Linked DNA regions of Mus musculus: all the other regions are linked to region 4. Evidence: chromatin loops called from intact Hi-C (ENCODE). Cell type or tissue: heart. All regions are shown on one strand. Region 1 has its middle 43 kb from the start of Gm4668. Region 2 overlaps D730003K21Rik (a long non-coding RNA gene). Region 3 overlaps Tgfbr2 (transforming growth factor, beta receptor II). Region 4 holds the start of Tgfbr2 (transforming growth factor, beta receptor II). Region 5 overlaps Tgfbr2 (transforming growth factor, beta receptor II). Region 6 has its middle 13 kb from the start of Gm31559.

What was found. Peaks named below come from ENCODE experiments on the same cell type or tissue, not always from the same donor. Only the 100,000 strongest peaks of a DNase experiment are listed, where the experiment ranks them.
Region 1: it touches region 4 in a loop (1.9-fold over the local background); 5 of 42 quality-filtered maps call a loop at or near these places.
Region 2: a loop joins it to region 4, with 1.8 times the contacts of the local background. A loop is called at or near these places in 5 of 42 quality-filtered maps.
Region 3: it touches region 4 in a loop (2.4-fold over the local background); 9 of 42 quality-filtered maps call a loop at or near these places.
Region 5: a loop joins it to region 4, with 2.1 times the contacts of the local background. A loop is called at or near these places in 3 of 42 quality-filtered maps.
Region 6: it touches region 4 in a loop (2.5-fold over the local background); 6 of 42 quality-filtered maps call a loop at or near these places.

What each region holds. Positions count from the first base shown.
Region 1 is chr9:116,230,432-116,234,431 of GRCm38, forward strand. No RefSeq gene overlaps it. Among named protein-coding and RNA genes, the nearest start is that of Gm4668, 43 kb to the left of the region's middle. In heart, no CTCF peak of the experiment used is centred here; DNase peaks (open chromatin) are centred at 1,720 and 2,170.
Region 2 is chr9:116,328,936-116,332,935 of GRCm38, forward strand. D730003K21Rik (a long non-coding RNA gene) reads left to right here. Exons shown (of 4, transcript XR_871324.2): 2 at 246-403. Among named protein-coding and RNA genes, the nearest start is that of D730003K21Rik, 3.6 kb to the left of the region's middle. In heart, a CTCF peak has its summit at 2,065 (motif pointing left); no DNase peak of the experiment used is centred here.
Region 3 is chr9:116,087,128-116,091,127 of GRCm38, forward strand. Tgfbr2 (transforming growth factor, beta receptor II) reads right to left here. Exons shown (of 8, transcript NM_009371.3): 8 at 568-3,430. The coding sequence ends at 3,251. Among named protein-coding and RNA genes, the nearest start is that of Gm31014, 35 kb to the left of the region's middle. In heart, CTCF peaks have their summits at 956 (motif pointing right) and 2,007 (motif pointing left); a DNase peak (open chromatin) is centred at 964.
Region 4 is chr9:116,172,750-116,176,749 of GRCm38, forward strand. It overlaps Tgfbr2 (transforming growth factor, beta receptor II), which reads right to left and starts at 2,614. Exons shown (of 8, transcript NM_009371.3): 1 at 2,195-2,614. The coding sequence starts at 2,288. Gm40582 (a long non-coding RNA gene) reads left to right here and starts at 2,895. Exons shown (of 3, transcript XR_871320.3): 1 at 2,895-2,987; 2 at 3,162-3,270; 3 at 3,962-4,000. In heart, a CTCF peak has its summit at 2,441; DNase peaks (open chromatin) are centred at 902, 2,532 and 3,242; H3K4me3 peaks cover 2,549 bases; H3K27ac peaks cover 2,377 bases.
Region 5 is chr9:116,102,848-116,106,847 of GRCm38, forward strand. It overlaps Tgfbr2 (transforming growth factor, beta receptor II), which reads right to left. Exons shown (of 8, transcript NM_009371.3): 6 at 2,187-2,328. Among named protein-coding and RNA genes, the nearest start is that of Gm31292, 41 kb to the right of the region's middle. In heart, a CTCF peak has its summit at 1,656 (motif pointing left); no DNase peak of the experiment used is centred here.
Region 6 is chr9:116,378,145-116,382,144 of GRCm38, forward strand. No RefSeq gene overlaps it. Among named protein-coding and RNA genes, the nearest start is that of Gm31559, 13 kb to the right of the region's middle. In heart, a CTCF peak has its summit at 2,031 (motif pointing left); no DNase peak of the experiment used is centred here.

The DNA.
Region 1 (4,000 bases), 58 kb after region 4:
CATCAAGGAAACAAAACCCGGAGATTCTAACCAGTTGGTTTCAGGGCTACAGGAAAAGGCGACACAATCCAACCTCGATTGAACCGAAAGGCTCTGCTTTCGGATACCTTCTGTGGAGGTGGTAATACTGCTATTTGAACTTAGATCTCTCCAATCAAATTCTACCTTAACCACATTTCCTCCCTCTTTTATTTGTCTAAAAACCACCCCTACTTTGACTATCATGGTATCTTTCGAAAGAAAACAAATACATGATTTTTTATCCCTCTTCTCAATTCTGGGCAAAGGCTAAGGATGGTTTCCTGGCACTTGAGGCTCTTTTCACTCTTTCTGAAAACCCCTTTCTTCTTTTGTCTTGTAGCTGCTTGTTACCCTGTGTTGCAAGGAGTGTGGCTTTCTCTCTTCTCCAGGCAGCTGCCAATATTTAGAGCTTGCCTGCACAGTTCTCCCACCCCCTCCCATCTTAAACTCTAATGAAATTGTCCCCAAGCTTCAGATAAACAAGACAAAACACTCGATGTACAATCCTAAGCCATAGGAAGATGAAAGGAGGAATCCGACTCCCAAAGACGGGGTGGGGGCGGGACAGAGAGAGACAGAGACAGAGAAAGACAGAGACAAGAGAGACAGAGACAGAGACAAGAGAGACAGAGACAGACAGACAGACAGACAGACAGGGGCGGGTAAGGGAGAGAGAGTCAGACAGACAAAAAGACAGACAGAGACACAAACACCAAGACACACACATAGAGAAATAGCTCACACCTTTCAGAAGAGATGATTTTTAAATGCTGTTCAGTTCCGACTAACATTCTAAGATTTTGTAGGCAGAGCTGAAAACCCTTATTTTCACTGGGCAGCATTAATGACCACAAGCCCTGCCTAAGCGAGAAATATTTTCACTGCTTTGGAGAGTCGAAGCCTTTCCCTACCAATGCTTAGGTGGCTTAGTGTTTCCTCTTCTCACACCCCTGCTTTCTCGGTCTTAAGCTTCTATTTATTTTCATTTAGTTTAGGAGGAGACACAGGATTACTCCTCTTTCGTGGGGTTCCAGAACTGATGTCAAGTTTAATTGAAGGCTGGGGGAACTGATCTGATGGCAGAAAATATGAATTGGTCTGGCTGCCAAGGAGCAAATTATAAAGCTGGCCATGGGCTTCGAAAGCCATCCCAGGTTTCAATTTCGGAAAGCAGGATTTAGGAATAACGAATAACTGAAATCAATGTCTGAGGCTCAAGAGGGGAGAATGGAGCCTTACCTGCTCTGCGTCCATCCTATGAACTTCCCTACCAACTCCAGCCCCAATTTCAAGCAGAATTAGTCAGAGAATGGGACATTCAGGAGACCGTGGAATTGTCAAAGCTGGCAGAACCAAACACGAGTCACCCTGTGGAGAAGTCTGGGGAAGCCATGTTGGGGTGCAGATAGATAAGCAAATCTGTCCCACACCGTCTCACATCGGGGCTCTGGGTCCTAAGATTCAGAGGGTTTTATTATTGTTATAATTGTTGATTTTGTGACCCAGAGCCAAAATAAGTAAGTACACCAAATATCCAGCTTTGCATTTAAGGCATTTTGGTGTCTGCACTGTGTTAAAGGAAAATGCTCCCCCCACCCCACCCCCGTTGCTATGTATATTGGCAAATATCCTATCCAAAGAATTGTGCTCCAAGAACTCTGGAAACACCTGCCAGTAGAAAGCTTGGGAGCCTTGTTTAAACAAGCATGCCTGCCAACTTTCCAGGGCTGTTGGTTTTGTGGAGTGAATAACTTGGATTATTTCAATATCTACTTGGTGGATAACAGGATCACGGCCATGGCGATGAGACCAGGCACCAAACGGCCTGCGATTGGGTGGATCTTTCCGCTCTAGCTTTAAGAAAACATTGTCTTCTGAATCTAGCATGAAGAAAAAAGAAAAACCCAAACAACAACAACAATAACAATGTAAGCACGAGGCAGTGCTAATCCCACCGGCCCCTCCATATGCCTGGGCTTTGGAGAAGTCTTGGCTTTGAACTCACAGACACTGGTAGTTTCTTTTCCAGTTGCTGTGGTGAAGCGATCTGAGAAAAGCAGCTCAAGGGAGAAAGGGTTGGTTTTAGTTCCGGGCGAGAGTCTGTCACTGTGGGAAAGTGAAGGGGGCGGGGACTGGAAATAGCCAATCAGATCGTATCCACACTCAGGAAGCCGAGACAAAGGAACACACGTGGCCACTGCTCAGCTCACTGTGTCCATTTATACAGTCCAGGACCTCCTTCCCTAGAAAATGGTCCTGCCTGCCATAAAGATGGATAGTCCTGTGCCAATTAGCATAATCAAGCTGAAGCGCCACAAGCATGTCTAGAGACTTACTTCCTATTGGTTCCAGGTTCTATCAAGTTGAAGTTAAGACTAGCCAACCATCACATATGGTTTCTAAGAAACACAGAGAATCCAAAGCTCCAGTCTCTACTGCATGCACAGGTGGTAAAATGTGTCCTTCAGACCAATGGTTCTTAACTTGTGGGTCACAACCCCTTTAAGGAGTTGAATGACCATTTTAGAAAGGTCACCTACGACCATCTGGAAACACGGATACTTACATTCAGAACAGAGGTAAAATTACAGTTATGAATTAGCAACAAAAATAATTTTATGGTTGGGGGTCACCACAACCAGAGGGACTGTATTAAAGGGTTGAAGCATTAGAAAGGTTGAACCACTCTCTGCTTTAGGCTATCAGGGCCACATAGATTCTATTTGAAGTATGTTGCATAACAGAGAATCAGGCATCCCACTTGGCCACCATCACACTTTCCAGTTTGATTGTAAGTTTGAGTGCTGACACTATTGCACAAAGGAATGAAGAGCTCATTGATCATTGTCCAATAGGCAAGGTGCTCTCTCGGTGTAGTGAGTAAAGACTATGGATATATAAGCCATCATGGCCAGCCATAAAAAATGCATGCTCCAGAAAGTGGGACTCGGTGGCTTTTGTTTGCTTCTCAGCAGCTCATGTGAAGTTATTTGAAGTAAGGGAGTTGCGGTGGGAGGGATGGCACATCTCTGCTTGCAGAGCATAAGGTGTTCACTCTGAGCTTGCTGGGCTCTGTGGCTGAGTATGGTATGGTGTGTTTCTCTGGGCAGAAACCATGATGTTATACCCAAAGTGTCTCCACCTGGAGGTACTGCCTGCTAGACGGGCTTGGGAGGAGTCACATGGGACAGCTGCTTCTGAGTTCATTCTTCCTCCAAGCTGGGGGAGCCCTGAGATTCACTTCTTACTCTCTGTTTCTCGGTCTCCCCATCTCATAGCATGAGAGTTAGGACTCTGGTGATGGCTCAGATGGTAAAGTGTTTGCTGGAGAAATATGAGGATTGGAGGTTTAATCACCACAACCTGTGTAGAGGTGTCATGTGCTTGTAATGGCATTCCTGAAGAGATGGAAAAGTGAATGTGGCTCCGAATTAGCCTAGCTTCTGACCTACTTATGGAGACTCTGTATAAAAACAATAATGGAGATGGTCCTGATGAACAATACTCAAGGCTGTCCTCTGGACTCCAGAAATATGCATGACTATGTACATGCACACACACACTCATGCACACATATGCACACACACACACACACACACACACACACCATCTGTCCACTAGTTCAGTGGATACTAAATTTTGGGATTCTTAAAGCTATACTAGAGATTTCACAAATACAACATGTTAGAATACGCCCAAATTTTAAAAGAAATAAAGCAAGAACCATCTGTCAGGTCCTACAATTAATGAGTGCATTGAAGAATTATGCAAAGAACACACAAAAACTCATATGCTCTGTCCCACAACTCTACGCGCACATGCAGATAGCACGCATATAATGAACTTTTCTACACTACTCTGGTATGTGAACTCTGCTCTTCTAGAAATGTGTTTACCCCCCTGGGAGGAATGTCTCCGCCCGCCCAAGGAATGCAGTGGGCAAGAGGTTTCCTCTCCCCTCCTTAGCAATGCAGCTTAG
Region 2 (4,000 bases), 160 kb after region 4:
GTTTTCCTGAAGCTGGAGTTAGAGGCAGCTGTGAGTCTCCTGATGTTGGTGATAGGAACTGAACTCTAGTCCTTGGCAAGAGAAAAGAAACCCCTAGCCCCGAGCCATGCCATCTCTCTAGCCCTAGATTGCTTTCTTGGTCCTTTTATGCCAGCGACTTCAGAAAGTCTTGCTGTATATTCTTAAAAGGCCGTCTGGAAATTTGTAGAGTTGGGTAATAAACTTTACTGTGTACTTTACTACAGCCTGAACCCCAGAATAATCTTTACTCCATGGAGTGTGTATGTGTGTAAAGGGTCCCAGAGGCAAGATGGAGCCTACGACAACTTCCTGAGAACGAAGTTTTGAAAGCACATACTTGCACTTCCACGAAAATTTGTCACCAACACAGAGCCTTTGTCAGGTGGGTTCCTTTTATTCATGACAGGAAGGGGACTTCCCCTCAGTAATACAGTCATCTGTGGTTGCACATACCTCTCCCTGTCTTCCGGGTTCTTTTCTAGAGAGTCACAGGGAGGGTACGGTTATTAAGACCCTTCACTGATTATATATAGCATTGTTATGTTTTCTTTCAAAACTTCCACTATGTAGTGAGGTTTTTAACTGTAAGGTTGTATGTCTGTACCTGAGCAGGTTTTGTGTGTAGTGTCTTAGTGTCCATAATGATATTTTGTTGGGGCTAGAGAGATGGTCAGATCCATTTGGTCCCTGGTCATGTGGGGCTGTCACCTATCTTCTGTAACTCCAACTCCAGGGAATCCAATGTCTTTTTCTGGCATGTGTGTGTGTACAATTAAAAATAAAACAAAATTAATTTTGACCAAAAGTAATGATACTATCTGAAAATATTGGCTGATCTCAATGTTAAGTAAGCATTTACAAAACTATTTATCATGCAAAAGTACTTGTGTCTAATTTGGAATTAGAAATGAGTCATTAGAAAATTTCTGGAATTAGCTGGTAAGAGAAATCTGGAATTAACAACAATAACAACAAGATGAAGTATTCAAAGTAGGGACAGCCATAATGTATCTGAGCACCTGAGAGATACAGAGAATGCCTTCTCCAGGTTGTAGAATTGGAGAAAACTCTCCAGGTGAGTGAGTGGGTTGGGCTGTGGACCCATGAAAAGTGATAGGAGTGTAGACACCACTTCAAAGGCGCTTCACTCATGTTGGCCACCCCAAGGGCTTTGCTTTCCTGTCAACAGTGATGTCTTTACCATCTTGTCCTTGTTTATAACATGTTGGACTACTCAACAGGGTCTCTCTATTTTACCAAGTCGTGGAACAGAGTGAAGGACAGCAGAGATGGCCAGGATCCCATATGTAAAGGTGATGAAGAGTGAGCACTGGGTCTGTCATGTGCTTGCTCAGATTTTCCCATTTAACTTTCAGGAGCCATCTGTAGAAAAATAACATCATTATGTCCATTTGAAGGTTCAAGGGATCAGGACACATGGGCAACTCATAGTTAGTAGGTGATGGGAAAAGGCTTTAGATATTTGGATCTGGAGGCTGAGCTCAGCATATGAGATGACAGAGAGTCCTATTCAGCCATCTTATTCTGTCATTCTGTGGGAATAACAGAGACTTCTTTGTTCTTCTCTGGGTGCTGGATAGACTATGTTAGTGTAGACCAATCAGAAATGATTTCTGGCTACTCTGAGTGCACATGTGTCAACTGGTACACACCTGGGCATCACCATACTCAGAACCATTTCTTTCAACTTGTTGCTGTGCCTAAAAAATGTAATTCTTCCTCTCACTGTTTCCTTTAAAGCCTGCTGCTCTTTTCTTCCACCTTATATCAGCAATCGCTTGAGACCAGTAGCCTAGTTTTGTTTCAGGAGCCAGTAGTGGAGAAACAGGGAGTTGGGAGATGGGGTTTTGCCCTTTAGATCAAAAGGGAAGGGAACTATTTTTGTAGGGTGTGCTGCGGGGTGCAGGGTAGATCAGGAGAACAGAGTAGCAGTAGAATCGCGCAAGGCTGCTCTGGAGGTCTCCATTTTGAAGCATCTCTCTTTCCATTAGAGGGAGCCACACATATACAGTTTCCCAACATGCAAGTTCCACAATGCAAATGACAGTGCCCCCGACTGGTCAGTGCTCAGTCCTAAGTGTTTGTGGCTTTATCTTTGGGGGAATCCAGCGAATGCTGCTTGGCCACAGCTATCCCCCTGCCCCCATACCCCTGTTTGCAGTTCCTACACAAGGAAGTAGTTTCCTGTGTGAGGAGCTGTCCTGTGCCAGAATGAAGTAGGTGAAAGATTCATTCTTTTCCTTGTCTCTCAGCTATGGCCTTCCAGAGACAGCTTTTATTTTCCAACTGAAAAAAATAAAAAAATAAAAGAGCCATACAGCCTCAGTGGGCCACAGCTGTAATGAACACTTTTTTCTACTGTGCACGACTCTGTAGCCAGTAGGAGATTCTGGAGATGTTCTTTTGAAATAGTATTACCTACCTTTCTGAAGTTTTATTGTCTACAAGGGTGAACATCTTAAATATTATTTTTTTATGAGACAGCATTCTAGTCATTGTGGTTCCTGGACCCCATGAATATTAAGAAAAATTGTGAAATTTGTATTTGGTCATTCACATTCAAACCCTGACAGCAGTATTCATCACTGGATTAAATCTCACAGGGTGATGGAAATGTGGGTTGGTCTCATTCCAAACGTGTGTCTCTTCCACGAAACTATGATGCCATACTTTGGAAGAAACAAAGCACCATATTTTATAATAGCCCCAGAGCATTCACACAGGAAATAGGTTCTCTCTTTATTGAAACAAATCTTTGTTAATGATCCCAGAAAGATCCAACTCCACCTGAACTTAATGGATCCAGGCTTCAATCCCTCTCTTACTGAACAGCGTTGGCCACCGTGGCCTGTGCATCTGGTGACATATTTCACTTCCTCTGGCTTAACTTGCCTTCTTCTCTTCCCACGGGCAGAAAATTACCAGGATTAATACAGCCTTAGACCAGGTAATTGGGCGCGCTCAAGCCTTCCCAAAGGGTATAACACCTAACTGCATTTGCAAGGAGCCACCTGCAGGCATAAATTGTGAGCTTAACATGGCAAATGGTGAGGGACAGCCAAGTTTCTAACGCCATCCAGTTGTCTTGAGGCACTGAATTGTTCAACAGACTGTGGGTATGTTTGCAAGCTCTTGATTTATATTTATGAGCTTAGAAGTGTGGGAGAGACAGGGAGGGAAGCAGAGAGAAGCCAGCATACTCCTAGACTAACAGAATTACAACTCTGAGGGGACATCTTGAAAACAATCATAGTTGCATATACCTAACAAAGTATCCCGGTTTTAATTTCATCCTTAGACAGGTTCAAAACTAAGTAAGGGATTTGTGTCAAGGTAGCCATCGGATTCTCCTGTGCTGGTGAGCCAGGACTGACTTCCTGTATTACTCCCTAAGTTGGTCAGTCAAATGAAGCTTGATAGATATGAAATATGACAGAGTAAAGGAGCTGATGCAACCATTCATTTGTGTTGACTTTTCCTGTGATACCTTTTCGTTTTGTTTTGTTTTTGGTTGCCCAGGCTGACCTTAAATTTGCTCTGTAGCCAAGGCTGACCCTGACCTTCTGATCGCCTTGCCTCCACTTTCAAAGTGCACTGTCATGCCAGATTTATACAGTACTCAAGAGTAAACCCGGGGTTTCTCAAACACTAGACAAGCTCTCCACCAACTGAGCTACATCTCCAGCCCTACCCTGTGCTGAACTCTTTAAAAAGAAAAAAATGACTCACTTCCAAAGAAGAAAGTGAACTTTCACTATGTTCACATATACGGGCTAGAGTAGCCATGACATAGCCGAAGAGGCCACCAACCCTCACTTACTGCTAATCAATGGCAGCTGTTAACAGCTGCCTTAAAGGCTTGATCACCATGAATGACACTTGGGTCAAGGATATGGGCTTAATGCAGATACAATATAATTTGGGAATCTAGCTATGAGTCAGAATTGGCCACAAGAAA
Region 3 (4,000 bases), 86 kb before region 4:
GTCTCCATCAGAGCACTGTGACTACCCACAAGAGACCTCCAAGACGGGGCTGTTGCCATATTCTCTCCCAGAAGCAGAGGTCATCAGACCCTTCCCTTAGATCCCACCCACACTTTTCTATACCTTCCTCCCGGATGTCTGTCTTTCTGGCCAAGCTGCAAGTGATTCTATGGTCTCAGGATGAGCTAGCGTGTGTGGGGACAGGGAGGCTAACAGAAGGGCGCTTAGTCTGTGCAGCTCTGGGGAAGTCAGCGTTCATGTGGGGGTGAAACTCTGTGGGTGATTCACACTCCTGGAACTTGCCCTGTATCAGACTCTGTTAGTAAGCATGACAACTTGTTTGCTTGACAAGTGGGACTTTGACGGGATCTTTACTTTGTTCTGTCCCTGGTGACACAATCTGAGGTGATCAGACATGGCACATCTGCTCAGGGAAATGCGCTCACAGTACTACTCATGGACAATCCATGTGGAAGAGCACAAAAGGACATTTTTGGCCATGCTGAAGAATAGTCTGGTGTGTGAAGTGGGTTTAGCTACTGGGGACAGCAACAAGAGGCAAGGTGGTCTGCGGACTTTGGATTTATTTGATCTACTAGACATTTTTATTTATATAAAAGACAAACACTGCATAGATTGAAAATAAGTGCTTTAGGTTTTGATATAAAAAGAATATTGTGCATTCATTCACATTCCTATTTGAATACATGAATATGGCCGAAGTGTTCAATAAAAGAATAAAACTTTCCCTTTATGTAGAGTAGTGAACAAGAGTCAACACTTTGAGGAATGACAGCGATGCTATTCCTTGGTCTTTTTCTTGAATAAAGAAAAGAAATGACATAAACAAAACAAGCCACAGTAACATGACACCATATTCCAGTTTCTGATGATGACCCGGAAGTGAAGTCACTTTTGAACCCTAGAAATCCCACTAGTGGACCAGCATTCTGTAAATTCCCCGCTAGAGGGCGGTGAACAACAGCTACTGGGTTAGCACTGGCAATCCAAAAGAAGCAAGTGGGCTTGGGGGTTTCCATGGTGTTCGAAGCCACAGAACACATAGATTTTTGTCCTACCCCCAATTTGACCATGTTGACCAAACAGAACAAAAGGCCCCCTTGGTGGTTCTCCAATCATGCTCCTATTTGGTTGAAAATAAGTCGCTTCAAAAACACAATTTCTTAACAAGACAGACTTTGGTTTGCAACATCCACATTTGTTGGGGGATTAACAAGTTTCCTTTTAAAGCTCATTCCCTGCTCTCATCCAAGTGGACACAGAGTCCCTGTCTCTACACAGGAGTCCTGTGTGACCCCTGTTCAAATATGCACTTGTAATTTCTGCCAAGGTTAGGACCATGCAGAGACCAGTAGCCATAAAGAAAGATTCTTAGAGCAGAGAGGTTCCCTTGCAGAGGCAGATGAAACTTATTATGCATACAAAGAGCCCTGACCTAATGAGGTCACACACAGGTGGTCTCCTGATGTCCAATTTATGTCAATTTCAAATCATAACATCAGATAAGTTTTGTGCAATCCAATCTGTTCCCAGAACAGGGTGAAATGAATGCACATTTCTAGTGTGTGCACGTGTGTGTGGGTGTTCGTGGGTGCACCTGTGATGGAGACCAGAAGTCAGTCAATGTCAGATGTTCCTCAGGGTGCTGCTCACCCTGCTTTGGAGACAATCTTCCTAGCCCTGGGCTTCCAGGGGTGTTCGTCTTCCCAGGGCTGAGATGATAAGAGTGCCCCACTGAACATGACTTTTGTCGTGGGTTCTGGAGGGGTTGAACTCAGGTCGTCTTGCTTGTGGTGCAACCATTTTTACTTGCTATCTCTCCATGCTCACGAACGCACTTTTCTTACAATGGATCCTGACTGGAAGCAGCTTTCATTTCCAGACTGGGGTGGGTGTGAGTAATGGGAAGTCTGGAGGCTTAGGAGTGAGCAGTGAGGCAGCTGCAGCCATGCCCTTCTTGCTGGAAATGATGCCCCCTGGGGGCGGAGCTAGGAACCACCTCCTCTGCTTATTGGGGAATCTAAGCTTCTCTGCAACCTCCCAAATAGTTCTAAAGAAGCTCAACTAACTTTTTCGACAGTGTGTTGATCGAGGAAAAGGAGGGTTCAAAGAGTCCCCGGACACAGCTGTACAGTATGGGCAGCGTGCGCCATTCAAATCCTGTCCGCTATTTGGGAGGCTGGGATAATGGAACCCACTGGTGTTGCCATGGCAAGCTGGAAGACCCAGCAGCAGAGCGACAAAAATTAAACACAGTGAGGCTGAGGGGCTGAGTGTAGGGTGTGCCTTGTTTTAAAAAAATCAACAAAGGATAATGGCAGGGAACAAATAACAGTTACTTATGCACAGGAAAGGATCAAAGAACTCAATCTTATTAGTAGATGGTAGGCCAATTTCATGGGTGGGGAACGGTCTTCTTTGATTTTTGGTAGCCCGTAAAAGCAGAAAAATGGGGCCAAGTTTCAAGGCTAAGTCAGAAGGTTCACAAGTCAGAGTGGGGCTTGAATGTCAAAGATAACAACCAAGAGAAGCAAAGACACATGGGAGATCCTGGGACTCAGTGCTGGACTGGAGCTCAGCTCCCTGGTCCATAAAGCACCCTACTGTAGAGGGTCATTATTGCAAAACAAAGTGTTTTGTGGCCAAAGCAGGCTGCAAGGCATGGATCCTTCTCATACAATTGTGCCCCCAACCCTGCTGTCAGGGGATCGTTGCTTGTGTGACTGATTGTCAAGTGCTAACGCTATCCCGAGTCCCTTCTGCTCCATTCTAGAGCTCTCCAATAAAAACTAATTCCCCGGGGAACACATTTGATCATTTTCTTTGTCTCCTTGCAGAGTATGGCTATATATAGAGAGATATAGACATATAGATATATAGATATATATAAAACATAGCTATTCGTATTTACACACAGGCATTAATAAAGTGCAAACGTTATTGGCTGTTGTAAAAATCAATCTCATTTCCTGAGGAGGTGCTAGCACAGCTTATGCCATGACAGTCTCCAAGGCATAGGACGCTCTCTGTCACTCATCCCCCGCCGCTGCCACCGCCGCTATGGTTGTTGCTGCTGCTGCTGCCGCTTCTAAACACGGGGCAGCTCCTGGGGAAGAAGGGAGCAAGTCCTTGGTTTTCCAGAAGCATCAGTCAGGAGAGAATCCTGCTGCCTCTGGTCTTTGGCTAGAGGACGGCTTCTGGAGGCTTGGCCCAGCCTGCCCAGAAAAAGCTATTTGGTAGTGTTCAGCGAGCCATCTTCTGGAATCTTCTCCTGGGAGCAGCTCCTCCCAGAGAGTCTCTCCGGATGCTCCAGCTCACTGAAGCGCTCTGCCACACACTGTGCTGTGAGACGGGCTTCGGGGTCATGGTCCCAGCACTCGGTCAAAGTCTCACACACGATCTGGATGCCCTGCAGAGGAAAGGAGGGGGGTCCCAAGGGCACCGTCAGTGGGTGGTCTCCATGGAGTTAGTATCAATACATCATTAACAAGGTCCACAGTTCAGAATAAGGCTCACTCTTTCTATGTGTTCATGTGTAGGTAGGTGTGGGTCAAAGGTCACTGTCAGCTGTCTTCCTCAAAGACACCTTACTCTTTGAGACAGGGTTTCTCATTGAGCCTGGAGCTCACTGATTTGGGATCCTTCTGCCTCCTCTTCCTTCTGTGCTTGTCTTACAGGATTACATCATGGCCACCAGCTTTTTACATGGGTACTGGGGATTCGAGCTCAGGTCCTCACCCTAATTTGCAATAGTGCCATCTCTCCAGTGCCTAGGGTCTACTCATGGTGGCATACATTGTATAGAATGTAACAGATATATCCATTACAGGGTCTGAAGGACTTCCGTTCCTCACTTTAAGCTGGGCTCTCTCTTTCCCTTGACTCTTTCATGGCCTCTGGAGATTTTCTTCTTTCAAACTGTAACCGTGCTAGCCCATAGGTACCCTTCTGTTTGAATGGAGCTGGACCCTCAAGCCCA
Region 4 (4,000 bases):
GTAAATTTCTCTTACGCTGAAATCGCTTGCTCATCTGTCAGGCTGGTACGCATAAGACATGTGTTTGTCTTGGACTGACTGGGACTTTGTAAAGAATCTTGTTCCTTCCCTTTGTCTATTGCATTAAGGTATCTTGAGAAACTGCCTCACAATTTACCACTCTGTCAGGACAAATCTCTACACCTTTCCCCTCTGTGGAAACTGAGAAGGCCAGTGGAATTCCAAGTGTCCTTCCACGCGCCCTTTCCCTAGGAGCTGTCTTCCCACTTAAAACCATCTTTAAAAACTTTGACCACATAGGTACAACTCAAAACGAACTGTCCAAACATCCTGGAATGGCAATTCCATAAAATGTTAAAAAAAAAAAAAAAAAGCCCTCTCCGTCTTATAAAACTATTTAAAGCCCAAATTAAAAAGATCCACCAAGTCAGTCAGCTAATTGTTTAAAACTGTGCATAAATATGACTCACAAGCTACAAAGCCTGGAATTCGAAAATCACAAATCTTAATCTTGTAAACAAAACTCAAACTGGGGCCTCTGGACTTCGGTTCTTCTCGAGCTAAAGCAAACGTTTTATGTACACAAAGGGAAGGATATTCTTTCTGATGGTCTTCAGCAAAACCCAGCAGGGTTTTTTTTTTCTTTTAATTTTTTTTTCTTGTGTGTGTCTATATGTGCTTGGGGTAGGGTTTGTGAGCACAGGAAGGGGCAGAGGAGGAGACCAGGGGTCCTCTGTCACTCTCCATGAGTCTCTATCACTCTCTTTGAGTCTCTCTCCGAACCTAGAGCTAACCTGGCATCGAGCAATTTCCAAAGGGTTTCCAGTCTTCTCTCACTAGTGCTGGGCTGGCAAAGAACCACACCCAACTTTGCATATGGGCCCTCGGGATTTGAACTCACGTCCTCAAGCTTGCACAGCAAACACTCTTAGCCACTGAGCTAAATCTCCCAAGCCAGCTTTAAGGGCCTGGGTTAACATGAGAGACAGTTGACCTTTCTGGAACTGCACTTCAATGGAAACCAACGACACGAACGCGGACTTTATGAAGCAACAGGACTAAAACCTGTTAGGATTTTTGCTGTTTCCCTTTGTGTGGCTCTTCCCTTCTGAAATGGTCCACTGCTGTTTGCAACACGATCCAAAACTCTTAAATCACCTCAACTACCGATGTCTGCAACGAGCTCTCTTGCACCCTACTTCCGCGCTCCCCAACACACACACACACACACACACACACACACACACACACACACACACGGCCACCGCAATCTCTGCATTTCACCCCAAATCGACCCTGGCCATCCTCTTAGTTACTAGGGAAGGTCATGGAAAGCCAGTGATGAAAAGAGTGTAAACTTTCACAAACTGAACCACTGCATTGTACAGTAGGGAAAACTGAGGCCCAGAGTCATGTGACTTGCCCAGATCGTGGCCCTAACTCTAACTTTAGAGTTAAAATGCCAGATTTTAAACTTTCCAAGCAAACCCTTAGGAAGGAGCCCTAGAGCCTGCTTTTCTCCCTTAACTAACCCCTGCGATGGGACCTGGAGGACAACCTGGGTTAGGTGTTTCCATTGAATAGTAGCTGCTGAGATCTTTCATTCCAGGCAGCATCCCTATAGTCCATCACTTAGTAGGCATGCACTAGATTTTTCTCAGCCATCAACCTGACCACCCTCACTGGGTCCTCATCCCGGCAGGCCAGGAATCAGCGAGGATAGAGATCAGTTCTCTTCTCTAACTTGTATCCAGTGAGTCACGGCCCAGAATCCCTCCCGAGATGGCAAAGCTGAGGACTGAGAGTCTGGCTCAGTCGCGGTGTCTAGGGCAGTAAGCGGCCCAGGTGTGCAGCAGCTGGGCGTCCAGTCCCCTGCCGATGCTCCTCCAAGTTCCAACTTCTTAAACTTCCCTTTCCGGGGCTCCAGGCCCCTCGCGGCCGACCTGGCCTTTCGTGCGCGCACAAAGGGGGTCAGGAGCGTCCCCAAGTCCCCTGCAAGTGGACTGTCCTGCTCTTTTGCGAGAGATCTTGCCCGGATCCCCGCGGGCCTGAACCGACTCGGGCCGCTACAAACTTCCCGTTTCCGCTCTCGCACCGGGTCCCGCGGCCGACTGTCAATCGCTGCCCTGGGGGCTGGAGGAGGAGCGGGGAGCCCCAGTGAACCCCCAGGGTCGCGCCCTGGCCACTCACTCACCCGACTTGGGAACGTGCGGCGGGATCGTGCTGGCGATGCGCGTCCACAGGACGATATGCAGCGGCCACAGGCCCCGGAGCAGCCCCCGACCCATGGCAGCCCCCGTCGCTCGTCATAGACCGGCCCCTGGTGCGCCACGAACCGAGCCTCGGGGACCCCGGGCTGCGCCTTTACTCCTCGCCCTCTCAGGATGCGGGCCAGATGTGGCCGGCGATCCCCGGAGCTCGGAGGCCCGGAGGAGGCCCCCGGCGGCCGAGGAGAGCTGAGCAGGAGGCTGGGGCTCCGTCCCCCAGGCGAGCGTGTGCGCGCGCGGGGGGTGTCGTCGGTCGGTGCGCGCGAGTGACTCACTCATCAACTTTACCCGGGCGCCGAGAGGGAAACAGGAAACTCCTCGCCAACAGCTGGGCAGGACCTCTCGCCGCCGGAGAGCCTTCCAGCTCCGGCCCTCTCCTCCAGCTTCCAGCCCTCGCCTTCCTCCGGCCGCCAATCAAGGCCGCTGGATTGGACCTTGCCTGGACTCTACAAACTTTTAGCTGCCCACTCCCAGCGCTCCCACGCAACCCCCACCCCGCCAAGTCTGGGCTCCAAGTTCAAACTCAGAAGTGACTAAGCGCACTTTTCGCAAAACAAGCTCGAAAGTGGTGTAAACCACTTTCCTTGATACACCTCCAGGCACCCCCACACCTTCTAGGCATTACTCCCAGGGGCTTCATAATTCCATTGAGACCCAGGAGAGAGCTCTGAAATGTAGCTTCAGAGTCCCGAACACGTTGCTTCCCCTAATAAAATAAAGGTAAGCACTTCTTCACTAGAGCTTAGTTTCAGTTTTATGTACATGCATGTGTGATCACGTTGTAAAGGACTGTTTTTTACTGTGGAACAAAATCCAGGAGTTTGTCTCAGAGTTTAATGTGCGTATTAATCACGTTGGGTTGTGAATTTAGCTAACCTGCAGGTTCTGGTTCAGTAGGTCTGAACCCAGAGTGTCTGCATGTCTAATGAGCACCTGGGTAGAGCCTCCCATTGGAAGGACCGTTTCCTGGGCGTGGTTTGCTGGGTGAAGCTCTGTGATCAAGGTAGGGCTGATATTTTCAGGGTGTTGCCTCTAAGAAACTAAAGAAATTAAAGTATGTTTGGGGCCAGACGATGATGGCACACGTGGGCGGGTCTCTGTGAGTTCAGGGCCAGCCTATTATACAGAGTGAGTTCCAGGGCAGCCAAAGCTATACTGTCTGGGAAAACAAACAAACAAACAAACAAAAACCCAAAAAACAACAAAAAAAAGTGTCTTTGGTGGTGGAGTCTGCTTTTCAATGATCGCTCTTCGATAAGATAATTCGAGTAAGGAGAGAAAATACTTGGCTGGAGGTAGAAAGGCTATCAGTAGGAAGACCCATCAAAATTTCCATTCTTTCTGGGGTGACCATGTTTTCCAGAGACAATCTCTACAGTGTGTGTGTGTGCGTGCGCGCGTGCGCCTGTCTGTGTGCAGCACGGCCTGTTTTTTTGTTTTTGTTTTTTTGTTTTTTTGGTTTTTGAGACAGGGTTTCTCTGTATAGACCTGGCTGTCCTGGAACTCACTCTGTAGACTAGGCTGGCCTCGAACTCAGAAATCTGCCTGCCTGCCTCTGCCTTCCAAGTGCTGGGATTAAAGGCGTGTGCCACCACTGCCTAGCTGCCTGATTTGTTTTTAAGGGTTCATTTTACTGTATGTGTGAGTACCTTGCTTTCATGTCTGTATGTGCATCATGTGCATGCCTGTTGCAGAAGCTATAAAAGGACATAGAACCTTCTGGAACTCGGGTC
Region 5 (4,000 bases), 70 kb before region 4:
TGAGAACACACCAGCAAAAACCAACGTGGAATTCAGGCTCTGAGGTGCCTGCTCCAACTTCACAAGGATTAGGGTCAGGAAGACTACAGTGGCTAAAGCAAAGGAAGCGCACAGAAGCAGCATGCGAGTCAGATCCGCGGGGATCCTAACCCAAGTCCTCTTCCAGAAACGCACGTGACTTGGGAGTGTTGCAGTGTTTCTTCTCATTCAGATGTAGGCTAAGTTTTCAACTGGATTGATGACAGACTGGTAGGCTCAAGTCTCTGCATTTTTGTAGTTTATGGGTTTGTATGTTTAGGACAGAATCTTCCTCTTTAGCCCAGGTTGGACCGTAAGTTACTATGTAACTTACCTCGACTGACCTGGAACTTGACGAAATCCCCTCTCGTTAGCACCATGAGGGCTGGAATTACACTCTCTGTATTAATCTTGTTTTAAATTTAATTTTGTGTGTATGTATATGTGTGTGCATGTTTATGAGGGGGTACATGTGTGTGTGTGTGTGTGTGTGTGTGTGTGTGTGTGTGTGTGTGGTTGGCACTGTGTCAACACTCTTCTGTTGTTCTCCACTTTCTGTACTGTGACAGGGTCTCTCACCTAACCTGGAGCCAACTGCACTAGGATTATAGACACCTCTCTACAAACCCCAAATGGTACATGGGTGCTGAGGAGTTCAACTCGTGCCTTCGTGCTTGTGTGGTAAGACTTGATTGATGAAGCCATCTCCTTAGCTTTCTATGATCTTCTTGCTACCTTCTAAGTCCACTAGTATAAAACAGAAGTCAGAGAGAATGAAATCAAGCATTACTTCCGGTGGATCAGGCTTGGGTGTGCTCTCTGTCCGAGTGAGACCCTGAGGGAAGCCCGGGTGGAGAATGGGTAGTGGATACAATGTAGCGAATTATCAATCTGACTTCCGGGCCATCTGGGAACAATACCCCCAAGACAAAGTGGAGTAGAATACCCAAGGGATGTTCGCTCTTTTCTATATTCTCAAACTCAAGGCAACAGCAGCCGAGGTGTTGGCTAAAATGTTTTATGTCAACTTGACACAACAAGTTGGAGTCATTTTGGAAAAGGGAGCCTCAATTGAGAAAATTCCCTTGGCACACTGACTGGTGGAGCATCTTTTTGATTGATTGATGTGGGAGGGCCCAGCTCACTTGGGGCAGTGTCACTCCTGAGCAGGGTGCTATCAGTAAGCAAACAAAGACGAGCAAGCCAGTAAAAAGTATTCCTCCACCATAATCTCATCAGCTTCTTCTTCAGGGTCCTTCCTCCTTGTTTGAGTGCCTGAGAGCCTGCCCTGGCTTTCCCAGACAATAAGCTATTCCTCACCCGGAAGTGGGAGACAAAATAAACCTTTTCTCCTCAAGTTGCTTTTTGATCAGTATCCCAGCACAGTGATGGGAACCCTAAGGTGGTCTCAAACAGTGGAAAGGACTTGGTGTGCAGAATGCAGAGAAAGAAAGGGGACCTGGGAGAGCAGTGGCATTCTGCTTGGGGAGAATGATTAAGGAAAGAGGAGAGGAGAGAGCTGAATGCCGGCGGGTGGAGGGGGGGGGGCACGGCGGCGGGGGGGGGGGCGGCGGCAGTAAGCTGGACAGCGCCCTCCTGTGGTTCACAGAGGAAAGGCAGGAGTGAAGCCTTAGAGGCTAGCCATCCTCTCTCTCCCTTAAGTTCCAGTTCCTCGGAGGAGTTTTAAACCCCAGACAGACATATCAACCCATCCTGCTTAGTTTTGTGAAAAAGAATTCATCTCTACAAGAATAAATATTTAGGCTCCCCCCTCCCCGACTTCTTTAAATCCAAACGAGAAGAAACAAAGGGAAGATGCTCATCTGACTATTGCCCTTCAGGTAAATAGAAGTAATTCTCGTCTCTGCTTCTAGTGAGTGCCTCTCAAAAGATACTAAAATATCGGTGGGAAGAAAAGTAATTCTATATAGCGGTGTGAAAGGAGATGTACGGCTTTTCACTTAGAAACCTTGGCTCTTCAGAATAATCCCCAATAATCCTAGAACAGCTATGCGCTACACTATCTCAACTGTCTCGCTGTGTGGAGTGCAGGCGTCTGTGCTGAGCCCTGGAACCATGCTTGAGACAGACAGCATTGCATCATCTGGAAGCGAGGGCCGCAGAATGACGTCATCCCACCACTGACAGTGCCGTGACCAAGTACGCACCTCCCACAGCATTGCAGCGGGACGTCATTTCCCAGAGTACCAGAGCCATGGAGTAGACATCCGTCTGCTTGAACGACTCCACGTTTTCCAGATTCATCCTGGATTCTAGAACTTCCGGGGCCATGTATCTTGCCGTTCCCACCTAAGACCAAAAGAAACACAGAAGGAAGTCCATCGTTTGATTCTGAAGGGACTAAAGATTAGGCTTCTCCCATGCCAACGATTGTCTGTTTCCAGAGGTTCCGTGCTCTGTTCTTAGATAACTTCCTGTGTGTATGAGATGTGTTTTGACCATATTCACCCTCATTACCCTCTCTCGTTTCCTGCTCACCTTTTCTGACCCCCCTTTTGCTAACTAGTCCTCTATCTGCTTGCATACCTTTTTAAACGACCCACTGCTTTTGATCAGGGTTGCTCGGATAAGTACTGGATCATAGGTGAAGATCAGTGGTTATACCACTTAAGTAACATAACTCTTCATCCTTCTCCACCAGCGGTCATTTACTGGCAAATGCTCCTCCCCTAGAGGTATGATATTTTCTTTCCTTTTAGCCCATTCTTCCTTCCTCTGTTCCTTTTTGGTTTGTTTTGTTGTTGTTGTTTTTTATTGTTGGTTTTTTGTTTTTGTTTTTGGGTTTTTGGTTTTTTGGGGGGTTTTTTTGGACAGGGTTTTGTGTAGCCCAAGATGGATTCATACTCTGTAGCTGATGATTACCCTGAACCACTGATCCTCCTGCCTCCGTTTCCAGAGCACTGAGACTATAAGCATATGCTACCACACCCCATTTTTATGGATGCTAGGAATTAAATTGAGGTCCTCATGAACACTAGACAAGCACGCTGCTGACCAAGCTACATCCCCAGCCCTGTGCAGATGCACTTAAAACAAAACAACATAGTGCTGTTTGAAATGATGCGAATTACACAGGTAGACACAACACATACTATTATTTTCTCTCCCTGAAAGCTTTTCAAAGACTCTGTACTAGGCATGCTCAAACAAGTACCCCAGCCCAGAGCCACTAATCTGCCTATATATTATTATATGCAACCTATCATTCAAAATTGTTATAGACAACCTGAAGGGCTACATCTGTGATACCTTAGATTTTTTTTTTTTAAGATTAATTTAATTTTATTTTATGTGGTGGGTAGTGTGCCTGTAGAGGCCAGAAGAGGGCATCAGATCCCCTGGCACTGGAGTTACAGGGTTTTGAGCTACCCTGTGGGTGCTGGGAACTGAGCTCAGATCCTCTGGAGAGACTTAAGAATCAGACAGATTCCCTAAAAGGCAGACAGAGAGAGGTAGTGGGTATGTAGTTAAGGTGGTGAACTTTCAAGATGGCTGGCTTCTTTTGCACCCTCTTGGCCTGATACAAAGCCGGGCGTCTTAAGACAAAGACCTTTAGGCTTTTTCTCCTACCAGTAGGTCTCCAGATGGAGTGGCCCATCAAGTTCAAGGCTGGATCAGGACACAGTACGTAAGAGTTGTGCCAATGAGCTGTCCTATCTTTCTTCAATTTCTTCCTTAAATTAGGGGAAGAAAGCCCTTCAGAGCAGAGAAAGCCCCCAGCCCTTAAGAAGAGTCTGGATTGTTGCTTTTCAAGTCCCTCTCAGCTCTGCAGAGCATCTTTTTGTCTGTCTGTCTGTCTGCTGGGTGGTGTGTCTCCTCACCACCAGTCAACCCGTGACTTCAGTGGCAGATTCTGCCTGTTCCTGTCTGTGTATGTGAGATTTCTCTACCGCCACCTTTCACCCTCACGATTATTTTTCTCCCTTTGAATTCTTTAACTGGCAGAGAAAAGGAACCTGAT
Region 6 (4,000 bases), 210 kb after region 4:
ACACACCTACCTTTAGAGGCATACCTTAGGAAAGCTACTTTTGTATGGTGTAATTTTGGATGATGTTGATTTTATTCCAATATATGTTCTTATTTTTATATTTTCATATCAGGACCATTACCGTTTGTGAACAATTTATGCAATAAACAAGTACTGAAAGCAACCAGTTACTCTGTCTTTAAGCTCTGAAGACAGAGATCTTTAGAGTTTTCTAGATTCTAAGTTTCACCCCTAAGAGCTGGCTAGTCCTTTCTTGCAGGACAGTGACCCGGCAGGCCAGATACTGCAGCCCATCTCTCCTGGTTGTGTGACAAGGGTCCTTATATGGAGTGCTGGCCAAAAAGTTCCCAACACTCACCCACATGCAATTCCTCCAACAGTGAACATTTGTTTAAACATCCAGCTGATATCTTCCTTAAGTCCCTTTATCTATCATGAACAATGATTACAGATTATTGATACCTAAGGACAATGTACCAAGCAACAAGCATTAGTAAAGGACAGGCTGACTACGACCAGGCAGTAGGAGAGACACAGAAGCTCCTGGGATCTCTTCCTGAATAAACCTCAGCACAGAAGGATGAGAGGGTATGAGCTCAGCTTCTAGAAGAGACGGATCACACCCAAGCTCTCTGTCAAAGTCCAGTGTGAGAATGTTTCTCCTATACCGTCAAAAAACAAACAGAACTGACACAAAACCCAAGTGGACATTTTTTTCTATATTAAATGGTAACCAAGGAGGAGGGAAAAAGAAGAAAATAGATTTTCATAAAACAGGCCACCACCCCAAGTTTACTGATAGAAATGTGATGCAGGCTAGGCCACAAGGCTCCTTCCTCCCCTTTTATTTACTCTTTTATCTTCTCCCTCTCCCTCTCCCTCCGTCTCTCCCTCTCTCCCTCTCCCACTCATCCCTCTTTCCCCCCTCTCTTTTTTTTTCTCCCTCTCATTCTCCATCTTTATCTCCCTCTCCACTTTTCTCACATAAGACATGGTCTTTCTGTGTTGACCAGAATGGCCTCAAATACACAGATACAGTCGTTCATCATCTGAGAACAGGGATAACAATCATGCATGCACCCTCATGCCTGCAAACCTAGACATTGTCCAGAACCTATACATGGGCTCTGTGCTTTTGCTAAGGAAGCAGACTCACTTAGTATAGACTATATATATATAGCTCATGATTAATTCAGGGTCCCAGTTAATGTAAGACAAAGTCCTTATCAGAGATAATGTGCTTAATTTTAAAAACCTAAATTATTATCATTACTTCCACTGGTGGTGATAATTAGTAGGTGCACAGGGTTGGGTTATCTTCTGAGTTATCTAGTGCTTCATCAGAGAACTGGTCGTCTCTCTAGAATTTAGCAGGTAGGCACTGCTTGGATGAAGCCTGACATATCCATCATAGTAGGCTTTCAGGCTTCTTGCTACTCTTCTCTTATGTTGATGAGATTATGATGTGTACATTATTTAGAAGAAGCATCTTTTTCATAAAACAGATACAATACTAGTTTTAAAGAGTGAAACAGGCTAGAGAGATGGTTCAGCAGTTAAGAGCACTTGCTGTTCTTCCAGAGGGCCTCTCTGCACTCATGTGGTAGCTCGCAACCATCTATAACCCAGTTTTAGGGGATCTGATACCCTTTTCTAACTTACACAGGAACTATACTCATGTGCACATGCTCACACACAGACTCAAGCATATACACATAAAAATTAAAATTAAAATAGTCAGACAGGCGACCTGCCACTGCCTCTCTTCCAGCTACTGGTTGACAAACAGGTCTGCCTCACATCAGAGAATAAGAGCTGAAGGTCAGGATGGGAGGATAGCCATGCAAGAAAAACAGTTCCAATGCAAGCCTTAATGCAGAGGAGTAAATAAAGTAGGTACTTATAGGCCTGAAAGGATGGGTGAGCAGTCAAGGGCACTGGAAGCCCTTGCAGGGATGGGACAGCAGCACTCAATCTTTGATGGCCTGTAACTCCATCCCCAGGGGAACCAATGCCCTCTTCTGGTCTCCTCAGACACCTGCACACACATTTTCTTACAGTCACACATACACAACAACAACAACAACAAAATATCAAAAAACATAACTGGATTTTTTTTTTAAGTTTCATTGTTGACTACATTGGAGGCTAAATTTTACCCATCCTCAGTCTATGTGGAACATCCTTGCAACACCAGTTAGTGGAACATGAAGACTCAAGGGAGAAGGGAACTCATGTTTGTTTGTTTGTTTGTTTTCCTCCTAAGTTGGCATCTGGGTTGATCTTTGAACTCTCTCTCCTTCCCCTGCTTGCCGTGTGGGACTGAGCAACTGCTAGACCCTTGGACTTCCATTCACAGCTGCTGCTGACCATTGTTGGGAGTTGGACTTCAGACTGTAAGCCATCAGCAAATTCCTTTACTATATAGAGACTACCCATAAGTCCCGTGACTCTAGAGAACCCTGACTAATACAGAGGTCCTGGTCATATAAGAACTTCAACATTTAAAACATACGCATTTGGGACTGTTTTCTTCAGGGTCTGTGATTTTACAACCTTGATATATGGCTTGTGTTTGCTTTTCAGGCCACATTTGCATTCTGGTGTTAAGGTCTTCATTCACATGCTAGCAGCCACACCATGCACAACGTGACTGTGAGCTTGTTGCCAAGGTCTGACTTCATGTTCCTCCCTTTCTTCCTTTAGCTGAAAAAAAAATGCATTATTCTCCTCCATTCAAGAATTACTTCAGAAACAATAATCAAGCAGGCAACTTGAGGTTTTTAAAAAACTGACAAGCTGTTAATTCTTCGGTGTTTTTTTTAAAATACAAAAGAAACCGAGAGTCTGCTTTACTATTGGTTTTCCTAAAAAAAATTCTAAAAGGTATTTTTTTAACTTTATTTTATATGCATTGGTATGCAGGTGTCAGAGCCCCTGGAACTGGAGCTACAGACAGTTGTGAGCTGCCATGTGGGTGCTGGGAATTGAACCCCAGTCCTCTGTAAGCGCAGCTTGTGCTCTTAACCACGGAACCATCTCTCTAGCCCTCTTAAAAATTATAAAAAGAAAAAATAATCAACCATAACCGTAATTTCTATGAACATTTTGAAAATAATCCCAAATCTGTTTGTATTTACATATATTGGCATAAATAAAATCAGATAAGACATATCATTATATCTATATCTATACATCTTTTACACACTTAAGAAAAACATTTTCTGAGCTGGCAAAATGTCTCAGTGGTTAAGGGTGCTTCCAGTAGACTAGAGTTCTGCTCCCAGCACCCACAGCTATTAGGGAACTCACAACTGCCTGTATCTCCAGCTGCAGGAGAGCTGATTTCCTCTTTGGCCTCTAAAGATGCCTATATACACATGAACATATCCCCACACAACACACATGTATGCACATGACTAAGAGTAAAACAGATCTTTAAAATGTTATTATCATTACTTGTGGTGTGTGTGTGTATACATGTGTGTCACAGTGTGTGTGTGTGCGCCACAGTGCGTGCGAAGGTTCAGAGGACAACTTCACAGAGTCACTTCTCCTTCTACCTTTCCTTGGATCCAGAGAGCACACTCAGGTCATCAGCCTTGTGTGGCATGTGCTTTTACCTGGAGCGATCTACACAGACTGTGGCTAAACTTCCTGTCCTATTCAATTAATTAAATTAACCCTAAAATGAAGAAATGTGATAATTCTTCCAAATATGGTTATTTAATGGCTGAAAACAATAATCCATTACTGTCCTCATAAAAAAATTCTTGTTTATGTGTTTTTCATTTGTTTGAAAATTTACTTATTGAGATAGGCTCTCACTAGGTAGCCTGGGCTGGCCTGGAAGTCAGATGTCGATGAGTCTGACCTTATTCACAAAGATCTACCCATCTTTGTGCCTCTTAAATGCTGTCATTAAAAAGGTATGCACCATCACCCCCAGATAGATCTTACTTTTTAATTATTAATGTATGAATTTGCTTGTGTATATGCT